Regions from separate parts of the Mus musculus genome. Here region 2 is linked to region 1. A link is a loop called in an ENCODE intact Hi-C map of the cell type or tissue named here. Cell type or tissue: heart. All regions are shown on one strand.

Region 1 (8,000 bases):
ATCCAGCTCTGGTGGGACAGTTTTTGCTTTATCTTACATTTCATTGTCTTGTTTGGTTGTTATCTCTTAGACACCTGCTCTTTATCTAATAAGAAACAGAAAAGGAGAGGAACTGGAAGGGTGTGGAGGAGTAGAGACAGGGAAAACTGTAATCAGAAGGTATTGTATGAGAAAATAATCTATTCTCAATAAAAGAAAAAATGAGGAAAAAAAAAACCCTTCAGATGCCAAGTAAAGGTAAAAAAGAATGTCAGTCAGTGGAAGTGTTTCTGACCGTTTGGATAGCACTGACCATTCAGTCGGTGTTAACAAAAACGCTATTTAAGCTTCTTTCCTGTTGCTGTCATGAAAGTGTGGTGGGGTTGTAAGAACAGCATGAGCTCAGAAAAGTGGGTCACACTGCTTCCCTGCTCAAGAAGCAGAGGATGCTGGGCTCAGCCCCACCCCCCTTCTCCTTTTCATTCAGTCTGGGGTCCAGCCCCGGAAACAGAGCTGTTCTCTTCTTCACAGTCACCTCCATGGCCATCCTAATCCACAAGGTGCCTCTGAGACTCCAGGTCCTGCCAGACTGGCAGCTGAAATTAACCAGCGTCTCCGTGAGTTACCATCTGTACTACAGAATCTGAATTGATTGGCAGATATCTCTCTTCCTTTTTTTTTCTTTCTTCCAAATATCTCTTATTATGCTTTGAAGCAGATTAGAAAAGAATAGGTTTTGAAAGAACCAGGAGTTTTGTCATCTAACAGGTCCTAGCACAGTCAGTTTCTACTTTCCCTTTACCCTGTGCCATACAGATTTCATTCACAAAGAAAGCCGGGGTGTAAACCATCCATCAAAGTAAATAATTTGTCCTTTCATTAATAGTGAGGCTAATTTCCCGTGAAAAATCCTGATTATGTAGATGGCGTTCCTGTGCGTGGTTTTATTCCGTGCCTGGCAGTATTGTTTATTTTGCCCATGAATGATAAAAGAAAGCTGTGCATCACACGTGAGTAACAAGATGTCGGCATGTGTCAGCAAGAATTACGAAGGCGAGTCTCAACTCCTGCTTCCTTCTCAAGAAATCTCACTAAGGGATGGCAGCAGACAGCATTCTCCCTCACTTGGCTTTGTAAAGGACAACACTGAAAAGATTAGACTAGAAATGAGAACAGGATGTTGTCCCTTCCTCTTCTTGAAAGTCTCTCCTTCCGTGATGAATGCATCCACATTTGAGCTTCCTTGACAAAACTTTTTTCTATAATTATTCACTAATTAAATGTATCATGTATGATCTATTATATACCAGTTGCTGTTCCCAGAGCTGATATGGGATGTGATTCTTGACTCTATCCATCAACTTTTCCCACACTATCAAAGACTAGTGGAGCTTTCCCTGGGCACCTGTGGAAGGTGGAGTCAGGGCAGGGGCAGGGCAGCAGCCCTCTGCTTCCTGTGCTGCTTCTTACACACACTGAAGCTAGCAGCAAAGCTGTCAGAGGAATCTCAGGAAACAAAAGACCACCTGCATGGAACACACTGCAGCCTTGCAGTCACCTCTCCCTTCCACCCCCAAATCTACTCCCTCACACCCCTCCCCTCCCATCCCCCACCTCCTCCCTCACACCCCTCACCTCCTCTCTCACACTCCACACCTCCTCCCTCACACCCCTCACCTCCTCCCTCACACTCCATCCCTACCCAGTCCTGGCATTTCTAGCTCTCAGGACTGAAGGTGGAACCCAGGTCCTCAGGCATTCTAAGCAGCCTATAGAAATCTTGTGAATGTTACTTCATGTAATTTCAAAATGAAAGTGTGGATTTAAAGCCCTGTCTTTGTTGACATAGGTGGTATCACTGGCAAAACTGCCAAAGATGACCTCATTTCGAAATAGAAGATTTCACAGGGAGAGATGACGCTTTGAGAAGAGCTAATAAGTAGGCATTGCCTTAGAAAAACATTCTGGGAACAGTAGGAAGTACAAGAAAAATACTGAAAGGCAGTATTTTTGACTTTTTACTTTTGGAAAGTAAAAACAAAACGCGTATTGCCGATTTTATAAATTGTTGGTACTTAAAAATCATGTTTGATGTCCTATACAAGTTGTGCCTATTCAACTTGGCTTACAAAAACAAAATATGTGATCGATTTTTGGGATCGAAAATATAAAAAGGTTGGGTAAATAGAAAGTGGTGAGAAATGTTCCAGAGAGAAAGAGAACGGGAGCCTAATAGAAAGACCTGACACTCGTACACGTCCTCACCACAGTGGGCAAGAACGAGGAGCATGTGCGTTTAATGATTAAACGTGTGTTTCAATCACACAAACCTGAGGTTCTACGTCCCTGTGCAGTAAAACTCCAGTGTCAGCCATGGCTACTATCTCCCAGTAGCCTTGCCCCTGCCATGACCGTACCTGGCATGAACTGCACAATGACCTCACTCACTGTTTTCCAGAAATAGCCATGCAGTATAATAAACACACTGATAGTGCAACCATGAAATACAGTGGAGCAAATGGAATACCAGGGCAATATAACAAAGGAAGCCAGAAAAGGACACGTTTCGTTATTAGCAGCAAGTGTGGAGCTGGCCAGGCAATCCTGAGCTTCAGATGCAAGAAATGGGAAGCCTTCAGAACCTGGAGGGCAAAGAGTGTACTGCTTAGACGGCAACCAAACGTTTACTAAGGTAGCGGGAATCAAGAGGAGATCTTTAAATCCTCAGGAGCAGGAGCAAAACAAAATGGATACATTGTCTTTCAACACAAAGGTTTTCTGTCTATTACTCAGAAAGTCCAATCCTATGGAGTAAGAAGCAGCGGTGAAGCCAAAGCAGGAAAGAAATATGTCTACAATCCTCAATAAAGTAACGCAATGTATCAGAAGGAGCCAGTAACAGCAGTTAATCTCAAACACAATGAATTCCCCTCTCCTAGTAAGTAGCAAAAGGTCAGTTTTGTATGCAGCTTTCTTTAATACAAAAGGCCAGGTGGTTGTAATTTATCTGAGCAAATCAAAATGAGCAGAGGGACGATCTCTGAAAAGGTCATTTAAAAGCTTCGTCCTCAGAATGGATGTGTAATGCCTATGACTCGGCAAAGGCAAAAATGAGAGCCTGGATAACGTGACTTTTGAAACCGGAACTTGAAAGGGAAAAAAGTCACAAGTAGATCAGTGTAGTGTCAGACTCAGCACTTCCCTGTGTAAGCGTGTACCACAGCGTGGAAAATCCAAGAGGTGTGCCACATGACACAGTCAGGACAAGTGTTGCCCACAATACAAGCCACCCAGGGTCCCATGCATCTGTTCCAGTAACTTAGGCCTGGACACTTCTGAGGACGAGGCTTCCACCAATCTTCCAGTCACCCTATCCCCACAAGACATAATCTGCAAAACAAGGTCCCTCCTTTCCGGGACTCTGCATTCTGGGAGTTAACTCTCAATGCTGAAGATTCACTCTGACCAATAACACCTTTACTTTCTGGGTTGAGAAACCCTAATACAGCACAGTGCAGCTAGCTTTGTCCTGAGGTATACAGGAGGTCTGTCTGCTGGTTGCCACGGTGTGGGGGCAAATGAAACCATGTCTGTCACCAGACAAAAACTGGGAAACTGGAACTGATTCAGAAACCCCAATGAATTCTCATCTCATATCTAAGGGCGGTAGGCATTGCATCTACTCCCAACCTGGTTTCTGTCCTGAAACACATGACCATGACACCCCATGGAGAGGACTGTGACAGTCACTTAGAGACAACACTTGAAGTCCTTCCAAATGCAGATGAGGCATTCTCTGATCACAGACCAAGCCAACAGAAAGCATCTGCCTCTAGACCCCAACCCACCCCCAAATATATATAAGACCCTATCCACAGGGAATAAAGCACAAGAGTTGCTTCAGAGACCACCTAGGAGCATCTGTCTCACAGAGCTGTTACGCCTTGGGGAAGAGAATTCCCTCCTGAAGCTTTCTCACTAGAAGCTATTCAAGCCTACTGCAGTCACTTTCCACTAGGCGGCCCTGATCCTGGCTCCAAGCAGCCCAGTGGCAGCTACAGAGGAGACCTGGAAGTCCACCTTGCCCCAATACCCCCGCCCCCCACTTTGAAGAGCACAACTCTTTGGCTGCTCTGGCCAGGACAGAGCCCCACAGGTCTCCATGGCTAGTGTCCAGTCCACAGCCCCGCATCATGGCTGTCTGTGATTATAATATCAGAGTTCTGTGAGAAATGCTTAGATCTTCAAAGACAGGTAAGTGATCCAAATACTGACGATTTCCTCATAGTCAATATGCTAAATATTGAAATGTGTTATTTTGTTATTAACTAACGGAGTTGCTTTTAATTCAACATGAGAAAACTTTAAAAAGGTTAAAACATTTCTTTATCAAGTCATCTGCTAATTATCATTTAAAGTGTCTCCACTGGGAAATACCTAGGATATTCATTGACTTATTGCAGTGATCTATGAACACACAGTTTTGCCTTTAATATTTTGTGAAAGGAACCACAACTTACTTTTTTAAAGCAACTAAACTTTGTTGTTTTAATGTTAAATGTGAAGGATAGTTTGATAGAGAACAGGTTATTTCACCTGGTGTAAACTGCCTTCTTTTCTGGAACACCATTCAAAGCACAAAAACAAGAATATATGAGAGGCAGTGGTCACATCAGACTCATGGCAAGAGTTCATTTTGAAAGTTAAAGTTAAAGGGATTCAAGAGGTTAACCCGTCCTGTATTACAGCCTGGTGAAACCACTCTGCCTTCTCCGGCAGATGCGGATGGTCACCGGGCATGAAATCACCCATTGATAAGGGTCCAGAATTACTACTTCTTAGCAAGTCTCCTCACACATACTGTTGGTTTCTCACACTTAACAATAAACACCTATTTTTCCCTTGTGATCTTTTCGGAACATGAAAATTGAGAAAGATACTTCAAACTTAATTTACAAAAATTTCTTCAAGTACACATTAAGTATTTGAACAATTTCTCACACCTTCAACTCAAACAGATGGACGACTATTGTAGCACTTTTCATTCATTATTTATGCAACAGAAATCTGTGATCTACTCTGTTCTGGGAAGAGAGCCAGGCATGTGGCCTTTCCCTCAAGGGGCTTACTCTCTTTCACGAGTAGGGCAAACGTGTTTCTAGTGGAAGTTTTCAGTGTTGGTTTTGAAGGTCTCTCTTGATATATAAAGAGCGCACACACCACTGAAGACTTATTTAGAATGTGACAGAGCATTTCTCACAATCCAGACTAATTTGGATTCTTTTCTAAGACAAGGTGACAAGGTGGATTTTATTTTGTTTTTAAATGTATTCTTCTGTTGCTAGCTCTAACTTGCAGCCTCAGGTGTCTCTTAGACGAACGATTAAGACCAGAATTCCCTAGTTAGCACTGGTGTGAGGTGTGATAGTCTTCATATTGGCATTTAAAATTTTTAACTTTTAAAATTGCTATCCTAATTTATCTTTGAGGATAGAGTTCTTTCTAAACTGCTGGTCTTATGATAGGTTAAAGCTCCCTACATACGGCCCTTTGTATTGACCTCCTATCTCATTCCCTGGATCAGACAGGCAGAGAACCATCAAGACTGCTAACTACTGGAGATCCGAAGCAAATCCTAAACGTCACTCATCTGTTGACCCAGGCTTCTTCATCCACCAGGCCACCTTCCCCGGGGTGATGGAGACAGAGTGGAAAAGCTGTATGGACTTAAGAACACAGACCTTAAGTCTACTCGGGAGTCATGACTAGTCTCAGGGAACAAGAACGTCCACACACACGAAAACAAGGTACACTTGCCCTTATTTTCAACCCTATGAAATCACACTTTACTCATTGCTGTACACACAGTGTATGAGGAGTCAGGCTCTAGCAACATTTATGAGGTGGCTCTACTTCATCTTGGTCAGTGGCTTTGATTCAGCCTCACGGTTCATGGTTGCTCTACACAGTTTTGTAGCTCCTCTCTCTGAGTCTTCACCGCTTTACCTAGTAACTGGTGTTTTCCCTGAATTAAATGTCTTGTCACATTTTTTCAATCAGCAAATACTTATGATCACATAACAATTAACATATAGTTTCCCCTTTTTCCTGTACAATTTCTTTCTTTCTTTTTTTTTTTTTTACTAATTTTACTCGAAATTTTTATAACCAAGACATTTATTTACTGTAACTTGCTCTACTGTGTTCACATGGTATCCCTGAGGTGCCTGCTCTTCTCTGAAGTGAAAAAGAGGAAGAGTGAATCTGTGAGAGATGGGAGCAGACTTAGGAAGAGTGGAGGGAAAAAAAAACTACAGTCAGGATGTAATGTACGAGAGAAGAATTAAAAACAAACAAACAATAGGAAAAGTACCTCAAAGGAGTTGCCAGTGAAGTAACATAACTTGAGTTGAGCCTTTAGAAGTTTTGTCCAGTCTAGTGACCAGGGAATATTTTTGGTTAAGACTAAAGTCAACTTAAAACAATGAAGGTTGGTTTAGGGAATTTATCTGAAGAGTTTTCAGCTTGCAAAAGTAAAATAATTTGCATTTTTGGATGTAAAACTAAGATTTGTAAACAGATGTGATCTTTAAACCAGAACGTGGTCACGTGAGGAGACATTACTGCACTATAGACATCCCTTTGTAAGTGGGACTTTTTCTTTAATTGAGGTGTTTTTCTACATTTTTAATTAAAGTTACATAACAAGGGCATTTATTGGACATATAACATAGAAACTTCTGCATATAAAATCCAAATTGCTTAGCATGAGGCTGACAAGAAGGCCCAAGTACTCATCAAAACTGTTCCCTGGCCCCTGCTTTAATAAACAGTGGCTCCATTCTCCAGACTCTACTCTCAGGCACATAGCCAAGCCCAGACCCTGGTGGTACCAGGGACAGGGATCACAGGCAGGTAAAGTTAAAGTGGAAACCTTTCCATGTGTGTGTGTGTGTGTGTGTGTGTGTGTGTGTGTGTGTGTGAGAGAGAGAGAGAGAGAGAGAGAGAGAGAGAGAGAGAGAGATCTATTTATTTATTTGTGCCCAGGCACAGTTCCTTGAGGGATGTCAGGGGAGGAACTCAAGCAGAAGGAGAGGCAGAAACAATGATGTCTAGTTGAGGGGCAGACAGTGTGATGAATCAGAGAAAGATTTGACAAAATGAGTCAGAGATAGGATACACCCATCTCAGGAGAAGAGCCGTTTAAGAGCAGTGCAGGGAGCATGACAGCAGTTCAGTCAGCTTTAGTCAGTCAGGGGGGAGTCAGTGCAGTGCAGTGCAGTGAGTGCAGTGCGGTGAGAGCAGTGCAGTGCAGTGCAGTGCAGTGCAGTTGAGTTCCTTAGTGAACTCAAGCAGTTCAGTGCAGGTCAGCAGAGGCAGGTGAAGCCAGAGAATAAGAAGGAGCCAGAGGATTAGAACAGAGTTAGTTCAAGGCCAAGCAGATCAATTCAGTGAAAAGCTGAGGGGGGAGTCAGACTGAATCAGTCAGCTTGATAAAGAGTTTGAGCCAGAAAAGTTGACTTGAACTAGCCAGCCAGAGTTCAGAAAGAGCTTAAAAAAGGGGGGTGGGGGGCGGGTGAGCTTATATACAGCAGTAAGCCTCTGAGATGATAATTATGTCTGGTGAATAAAAGTTACCTTTACATTGAGGTTACAAATGAACATCCATCCCGGGCTTTCATGTGAATGTTGACAATCCACCCTTTCTTTTAAATTAGGTACTTTAGATGACACATTCAAGCCACCTTCCCACAGAACCTGTGCACCCTCAGTCTGGCTCACCATTTCTCTAAGTATGGTCTGTATTATCAAAGTGTAAATGGATCACATCTTTGCTTTAAGAAGTATGTCCAGTTTCTGTTTCTCTACAATTACTCTATCTTAGGACCATGACTGTAACACACTTGTAGGCAAATACAATTTATCACAATACACGTAATCATGGCTGCACCCATTTCTCAGGTCAAGGGGATTTTGAAATTAATTCAAGTGCCATTCTCATTGGGACCACCATCTCTTAA
Region 2 (8,000 bases), 550 kb before region 1:
TTGTAATAAGTGTTCTTCTGGTCAGATGTGGCTAAAAGTCAAGCCAAAACAACAAGGAAAACCAGGAAGCATCAGGGTGACGTTCACCTAGAATCTGCAGAAAGAAAAAAACTCTGAATTTTCTTTAACTCCCAGTAAGATCAGTGAAGCAACAACGTGATCCAGCTCCTGCAAAGAGTATTTTTTTTTCCAGAAAAAGATGGGCTCCCAAACCTTTTTTTAAGAGCTAGACATGAAGATGTTTGTCTCCAGCCCCAACACTTAGGAGTCTGAAGCAGGAGTGTCATCAGTGAGACTAGTCTGAACTATGCAACGTGTGTCCACGTATATTGCATACATATGTGAACATGTATTTAAAAGGTTGTTCTAAATGAAGATGTTTCAAATTTTTAATTTCAGATATTTTTAAGGCCTTATTTTTTGTTGTGTTTTGTTTAATTCATACTTTAATCTCTGAAACAAAGGAAATAAAACCTTTAAACGTAAGTTAAAACTTCTCCCCCTTTCCTCTGCATCTTGTTTTCTTTTTTCTTTTTCATTTGTGTGTGTGAGTTTCTGTGTGCGTGTGGTTGTGTGTGCATGCACATGTGATGGGTATGTGGTGTGTGTGTGTGTGTGTGTGTGTGTGTGTGTGTGTGTGTGTTGCATGTGCCTGTTACTGATTATGCACACATGGAGGTCAGGGGACAACTTGACAGTGTTAATTCTCTTCTGACACATGGGTTCCAGAGATTGAACTCGGGTCAGTTTTGGCATTAAGATATTTACTTCGATGCCTACCCTCTATAGCACAAGAGTGTGTCCCTGTTAAACAAATAGAATTTGGTTTTTGGTTCCTTCCAAATTGTTTTCTGTGAAGCACACGTACTTGTTTGTCCAAACGATTTTTTTTTTTTTATTGAAGATCGGTTTTATCACATTCGTGTCTGGTGTGCACTACACTGTGAGTTACCCAGTCCTCATGCTGAGAGCTATTCAGACGTGATGAAGAAATGGTTGCTACCTTCAAGACACTTGAGACATCCATGAGGTGAAACATTATTCTGTAACACTCGGTGGATGGTGATTAATGTCACCCACGCTCAGTGCAGTCTGTATTCAGGAAAGCATTCTCCTGATTGTTGTAGTCTGACACCACCTTTACCTCTGACTCAGGCCTTTGTCATCCATCTGTCACTAGGCATTTTTTTTTTTTGTAATATTGGGTCTTCTACAAATGATTTTGACTGCAAAGGCCTCCTCTGTTTTCTCTCTCAAAGAATCATCCCTTTCTCAACAAGGTGTCAGGGTCACCATGTGGCACCTGTAGACTCTGGTGGGAGTGAGATTCACTTTTCAATGTAGAAACTAAGAATTCAATGCTGGTATTGCACCAGTAAGCAAAGGAGGGATTAATAATCCCCTTACTGCAGCCCAGGTGCCTAGAGATAAGTGTGTTCACTATTGAGAGAGTCTTTGGCTTTCATGGAGAACAGCACACAGGAAAATTATCAGTATTTACAAGTGATTTTGGGAGAACACTAAAGTTAAAGGAATGAAGGATTTCTGTTTTTGGCACCTAGCACCATACCTGGTTCATGGCACTGAATGGAGCAGATAAATGACCATGGTACTTTTTATATTTAATAAGGTTTGGGAATAGAATATACTTAACACATATATATTGAAGGAAGGATTGATGAAAAACTTGTCATGGAATTCAACTGAGTTATGGCTCTCATCTGTAGTCATCATGCTGATAAATATGCTCACAGAAGTTCCAGTATCTTAGTGGCTCGGTTGCTGGTAGGAGTCCCATCACCCAGGATCACTAGATAAGGAATGCAAACTCCCTTCACCTCTTCAGCTCCTTTCTACTCAAGCTTGCAGGTCAGTTTGACTTTGTTAGAGAGATTTCTCCACCGCTTGCTGATGCCCAGCTCAGGGTCCACCTGTATCTGTCACTTGTGTTGTCAAATAAGGTAAACATGAAGATTTCTGTTTGAACTGATACTGTTCTTACATACCTAGCAGCATTATCCATAGCCAAGGGTGAGCAAAGTCTAGAGGAAAGATGGCAGGCACATACACACAATCTTAGTCTTAGAAGGAAGAACATTCTAATATATGTTAGACTATGGGTGGCCTTTGGGACAGGATGCTGGGTACCTGGAGAAGAGCGGGAGATGATCAAAGGCTGGACGTAGAAAGTATTGATGGTTACATAACCATATAAACGTACTTAATGAGGCTCAACTTAAAATTGATCGAAACATAATATGCTGCCAGTTGTGCTTTGCAGCAAATTGCAGAGTGGAGCCTCGTGGCATGCTCCTTGTATGAGTGATCCTTGGCTCACTCAACCAGAAAAGGGAGAGAGGACAAAGGTATGAGAGAAGAAAGGTGCAAAGGAGGAAATAGACTTTTTCCTGGTGAATATGGTGCAAAACCTGGAAGACAACAGTGCAATCCGCATTAGCTTCCGTGCTTCTGACTTCACGGGAATCTATGCTCTGCAGTTGCTGGGCTTCACCAAAGCTCTGTAAGTGCAAGGCTAAGGTCTGTCTGTGCATGTTCAGTATTGAGTAAAATCCTTGTCTTGGAGCAGTACTCGCTGTGTATTTACTGCGTTATTGTGTTTCAACATGAGCGGTGTAGTTCTTACTTGTAAAATGAATGGAGTTGTCTCGAATGGTTCATAGGATGCAGATCTGAGGCAATTAGAGAACTGTGCAAGGTGTCTGAGGGGGAGCAAAGAGTCAGACCTTGGAAATTTATTATCACCACTCAGAGGAGGCATTGGGTTGTTCGAGGTTTGGACAGAGGGAATTGCAAACTCAGCTACGTCATGCCTCAATTATGGTTGGTTCTGATGCCAACTTAACACAGAATAACAGGACCTGAGTAAGAGCCTTACCAGAAGAACTATCCTGACTGACTTAACTGATATGGGAAGACCCACCCCAACGTGGGCAGCACGTTCTAGTAGCACTCCTGATAAAAAGAATATGGTAGACGAGTGATTACCTGTACGAGTGATTATGGTAGACTGGCCTTACCTCCTGCTTCTGAGTTTATGTACCTGTGCGGTGGCGGCGGCTCCTCCTCCTCTTCCTCCCCCTCCCTCTCCTTCATTGACAGCACAGCTAGTATTTCTAGGCTTCCACCAAGGCCTAAGGACCGCTGATTGCGAATGTTGAGGTATTGCACCTTGTAGACTGAGAAAGTGCTAGATAATTAACTCCCCCACTATGAAACTGCTACTGTGGGCTACTCTGACTACTGAGGCACCTACCCCAAGGACAAAGTAACTACCCAGTTCTCAGCCTCTCTAGTGGGAATCCGTTGATGTTCCTATTTTAAAATAAGATGGCTTAATAGATTCATATCTATGTATGTGTGTATACATGTACATACACATACATTGCCTTGGTTCTATTCCTTTAGCAAACCCTAACTAGTATAGCCACCTAGCAGGCAATGTGAGCCTTCATCAAGATAGTCCCATATTACCTGACACATAAAGTAGGAGGAATTGGATGGATGAAGTTGTACATGCCACATGACTGAGAGCTCCCTGTAGGTACTGTGTGAGTTCATACCCAATGTCAGATCTCTGGATTGTTCAAAAGAAGCTGGAAATAGGATTTATTTTTGAGACAGGCTTCTCAGTGTAACAAACCTTAGCTGTCCTGGAATTCTCTAGGTAGACCAGGCTGGCCTTGAACTCCCAGAGATCCGCCTGCCTCTGGCTCCCTGTACTGAGACTAAAGGCATTTGCTACCATATCTGGTTTCATCTGAAATTTTCTAATTGTGTAAGCTGCCTATTTAAAGGTTTATAAAGCTCAGTGCACACAAAAACGTAACAAAATCACTTCTTTTTTTTTCTTTTCTTTTCTCTTCTTTTCTTTTCTTTCTTTCTTTCTTTTTTTCTTTTCTTTTTTTTGTAGTTTTTAATGGGCTGTATGTTCGCATCTGCTAATCTGTCCTAAGGCTCAGGCTGTGCCGGGCAGAACCAGTATCTTCTGTCTCAGTCAGTATCACTGTACCTGTGCATCCGGGAGACCGTCTAATTCAGATCCATCAAAATGGAAAGAAAGGGTGATGTCTCCCGTCTTATAATTAGCCCGCTGTGAGTGGAGTTCAAGGGTCTCCAGGGCCAGGATGGAGGTTTGAATGCACTGAGTGCTGCTGACAGGACCACAGCCCCACAGGCTGGGACAGTAGTGTCAGAGGGCTGTGGTGGATGCTCATTTTGAATCGGTTTTCCTGCAGGTTTCTTGTTGAGCTAGTTAATGTCTTACGTACACTGGGAAGGACAGAATCGTTTTCCACAGCCAGGGGGCGCTAGCAGTCCGCCTTTCGTCTACAAATGGACGCTCTATCATTTGCAAGTCTAAGAACGAATGAGTTTTTTCCCCCACGGTTGCCTGTAAATATTAATACTTTAATATAATAGAAATATTTTAATCCATATGCAGAATGACTGATCTACTTTGCCCAATCGTTTTCTTTATCTCTCTGGTTTTCCTCTTTTTAAACTTTTTGATTTTATGTGGACTGTATTTAGAAAACAGCTGAATTAGAATGTAAATTCTGCAGGAAGGGATTGCTCATGCCAGGTCACCACAGCATGCATTGAAGTGGACAGTCTTTGATTTGAATCTTATCTGGCCCATTTAAGGGTAGACTACACCTCGATGTTGATAAATAACAAAATAATAATAATAAATCCTCTGTCAAAGTAACATAATTTACCCACTTAAAAACCAAACTACTTACTTCCCAGCTGTTAGGGTTGCTCAAGAAGAGGAGAAAGAGGCAGAGTGTCTGACGTTGCCTCTGCTTGTTTCTCTGGCTACTTTGTTCTTGACATTTCCTCTATCGAGGCATTGAAATGTGCTAATTTAGCCCTAATTCTCGGCTGCTCCCTAGGCCCTCCATTCTGCTCTAAGTCACGTTTTTAAAGCACTTAGAGGCATTTACTGGACAGACTTACAAATCTCCATCCTGTTTCCACAGCTCAGTCGCATACAAAAGGCTGAATACCCCACTTCCCTGCTGCCTCCGTTCCCTAAAAATATTGATTGTGGTCAAGGCGGGAGGCAGAGGAAAATTTCTCTCGTGTAGGCAAAAAAGCTACAGAAAAGAAAAAACAACAACAACAACAACCTTTTTTTGAATTGGTTTCTTTCAGATGCTAAATGCCCACTTCCTCTTTCTTATCAGCCACTTTAATGTACTACTGGAAATAAACTTAAACAAGTACCCACACATACTTTCAGTTTCCTGAATATACCAAATGTTGCTGTTTCCCAGATGTACTGACTTCGGGAAAATAGAAAATGTGCTTTATTCCAGACCTTTCTTTCCAATTTGCAAACCCAAGAGAGTTTAAGGGAAATGCAACCCAGATGCTTCTGGGCATTCACACTCCCACGGACTTATCTAAAGCAACCTTTTCCTTTATGACAGTAATTTGATGTCTGTGAAGCTTTTAAAAATAAATCTTGGGACTTCTCTTTTTAAAATAAGGAAACAGAAGTTTCTATGGAGAATATTAAATTAGTATAAACCCTTAAAAACTTATCTTTGGCTTTAAATGTAAAACGTCATTTCGTTAAAAGTGGCTTCTGAACTCACTTCAAAGCTGTCACATTATGTATTTGCTGGTATACTGTCATTCCTTTATGCGTTGTTTCAAGACCCCTTTGTGTAGTGAATCATTCATTCATTCATTCATTCATCCATCCATTCAGCTTATGAGGTATCTGGTCTGCCTGGCTTGCCGTGCAGACAAGTGATGGAGACACAGCAGCAACAGACAGGACCCTGTCCTCATGAAACTTGGTATCTAGGAGAAAAGAGACAGTGAACAGAGCCACAGTCGGATGAGAGCATGCAAGGGGACAGGCAGAGGCGCCTTGCAGGGCAAGTCTCTGGAAAGCTGACCTCAGCCTAATAAAAAGCTCAAGAGCTAGGGCTGGGCAAAGAGCCAGGCTGAGGAAATAGCAGGTATCAAGGTCTAGGGTATGACCCAAAGGAGGCCCAAATGTCTAGGGATTACCAAGTTAAGGGGGTGAGTGCTAGATAATGCTATGATGATCGTGCAATACTACAGGAGGTCCCCACCTGTCTCTTAGGATTCACAGCACCGTCTACATGGAGCCAAAGAGGCTATACCAGCACGACACACCTCTCAGACCAGTGTCTCCAGAAAGGCAGAGAAATGCCTCTGGCTGTGAACTGTTTTAGCTATGTGCAGCTAGATAAAAGCATAAGTAAATGTTTGTGTGGGTGTCTGTACACAGGTATGGGTATGAATGTATGTGTGTGCATCCTTTGGATTTTACTGAGTCCTGCCACACTGTGGCCATTGCTGTAGTTAAGTTCTTCCTTCTCTTAGCTTTGCAGCAACCTCTTCAGTCCCCCAGCCTTGGCCTCTGTTTCCTGGTGTGTGTGTGTGTGTGTGTGTGTGTGTGTGTGTGTGTGTGTGTGTGTAACTGTTTTCTTGCTGGGAAAGAACTGTTTTCTTGCTGGGAAAGGGTCTCCATGCATAGCCCAGACTGGCTTCAAACTTGTAATCCTACTGCCTCAGTGTAGCAGTTTGGATAGGTCTGGCCCCCATAGACTTATGTGTTTGAATGCTTGGCCTATAGGGAGTGCCACTATTAGGAGGTGTGGCCTTGCTGGAGCGGGTGTGATCTTGTTGGAGAAAGTGCATCACTGTAGGGGCAGGCTTTGAGGTCTCCTATGCTCAAGCCATGCCCAGTGTGTGACACAGTCTCCTGCTGCTTGCAGATCAAGATGTAGAGCTCTAAGCTCCTTCTTCAGCTCCCTGCGTGCTGCCATGTTTCCTGTCATGGCAGTGATGGACTGAATGTCTGAGCTATAAGCCAGCCCCAACGAAGTGTTTTCCTTTACAAGGGCTGTTGTGGTCCTGGTGTCTCTTCACAGCAATAAAACTCAAAGACGGCCAGCTTCCCAAGGGCTGTGCTTTCTTTTGGTTTAATAATGTCTCCTGCTGAAGCATCCTAAACAAATTGCCGATAAATGGCTCTGCCATCAGAATCCAGGGCAACCTCTCCCCAAATCTCCCTCAGCAGTCCTGGCCCCTCATTCCTGTGCTGCAGTCATCCAGCTGTGTGCACCTTCTTCTCTTTTACTGGTAACCCGACTTCTCGTGGACTCTGAGAAAGATCACGAACAGGGCCTTAAACATAAAATTGTCAAGTACATAGAGAGAGGAAAAGGTTGATTTACTAGACCTTGAACTGTGACCCTCATGCAGTGTTCAAATCATAACTGCACCACCTCAGAAAGTGATCTCACTTTGGAGAGCAATAAAGTTTAAAAAAAAAAAAAAAAAAAACAAGGTCATTAAGATGGACTCCAGTTTAATATGGTGTTCTTATAAAAAGAAGAACACGCAGAATGTGTGTGTAGAGGCACATACATACACGCATGAGGGTAAGTAAATATGGAGATAGCTCAGTACCACCTTGACCCTTTGTAAATTGCATCATTTGACGACCCAGAACAAAGTAAAAATTAAGACTCTGTATTAAGAGTTTTGAGACCTGTTGAATGTTCACAGCTCAGCACAGACTTGGGAGGAGTCCTCTAAAAATCAGGGGGTCCTGTGTGACTGCACAGGCCTCATCGTCACGTCAGCCCCATTTTGATGATTCAGTGTAGACCTTTGCAATCTTAAACCACCGTCCACTCAGTTCAGAAACTACGTTTAGAATAGTTGTGTGTTGAGCGTTCCCCTGAGCACTTGGATGGACGTGATTGCTCTCCAGGACATAAGAGTCAGCATATGGTAGTGTTCATTGGCTGTGATGCATCATGGGAAAAGAAGACAAGGCAAGTTCAATGAAGAAAAAGATGCATGATATACGGTGCATCAGAACCCAGGCGCAAGGTTCCCAGGGTCCTCTGTTGCAGGTACATGGTCTGTTCTTAAAGGTTCTCCCTGGAGATTCAGTGTCCAAAGGTTCTATTGGAATCTGGAAT

The links. A loop is a pair of places that touch in the nucleus more often than their neighbours do. Peaks named below come from ENCODE experiments on the same cell type or tissue, not always from the same donor. Only the 100,000 strongest peaks of a DNase experiment are listed, where the experiment ranks them.
Region 2: it touches region 1 in a loop (9-fold over the local background); 10 of 42 quality-filtered maps call a loop at or near these places.

Annotation. Positions count from the first base shown.
Region 1 is chr19:57,920,242-57,928,241 of GRCm38, reverse strand. All of the region lies in intron 26 of Atrnl1 (attractin like 1), which reads right to left. It overlaps Gm52385 (a long non-coding RNA gene), which reads left to right and starts at 2,133. Exons shown (of 3, transcript XR_003952873.1): 1 at 2,133-2,917; 2 at 5,564-5,786. In heart, no CTCF peak of the experiment used is centred here; no DNase peak of the experiment used is centred here.
Region 2 is chr19:58,465,911-58,473,910 of GRCm38, reverse strand. No RefSeq gene overlaps it. Among named protein-coding and RNA genes, the nearest start is that of Gm41876, 14 kb to the right of the region's middle. In heart, no CTCF peak of the experiment used is centred here; no DNase peak of the experiment used is centred here; H3K27me3 peaks cover 318 bases.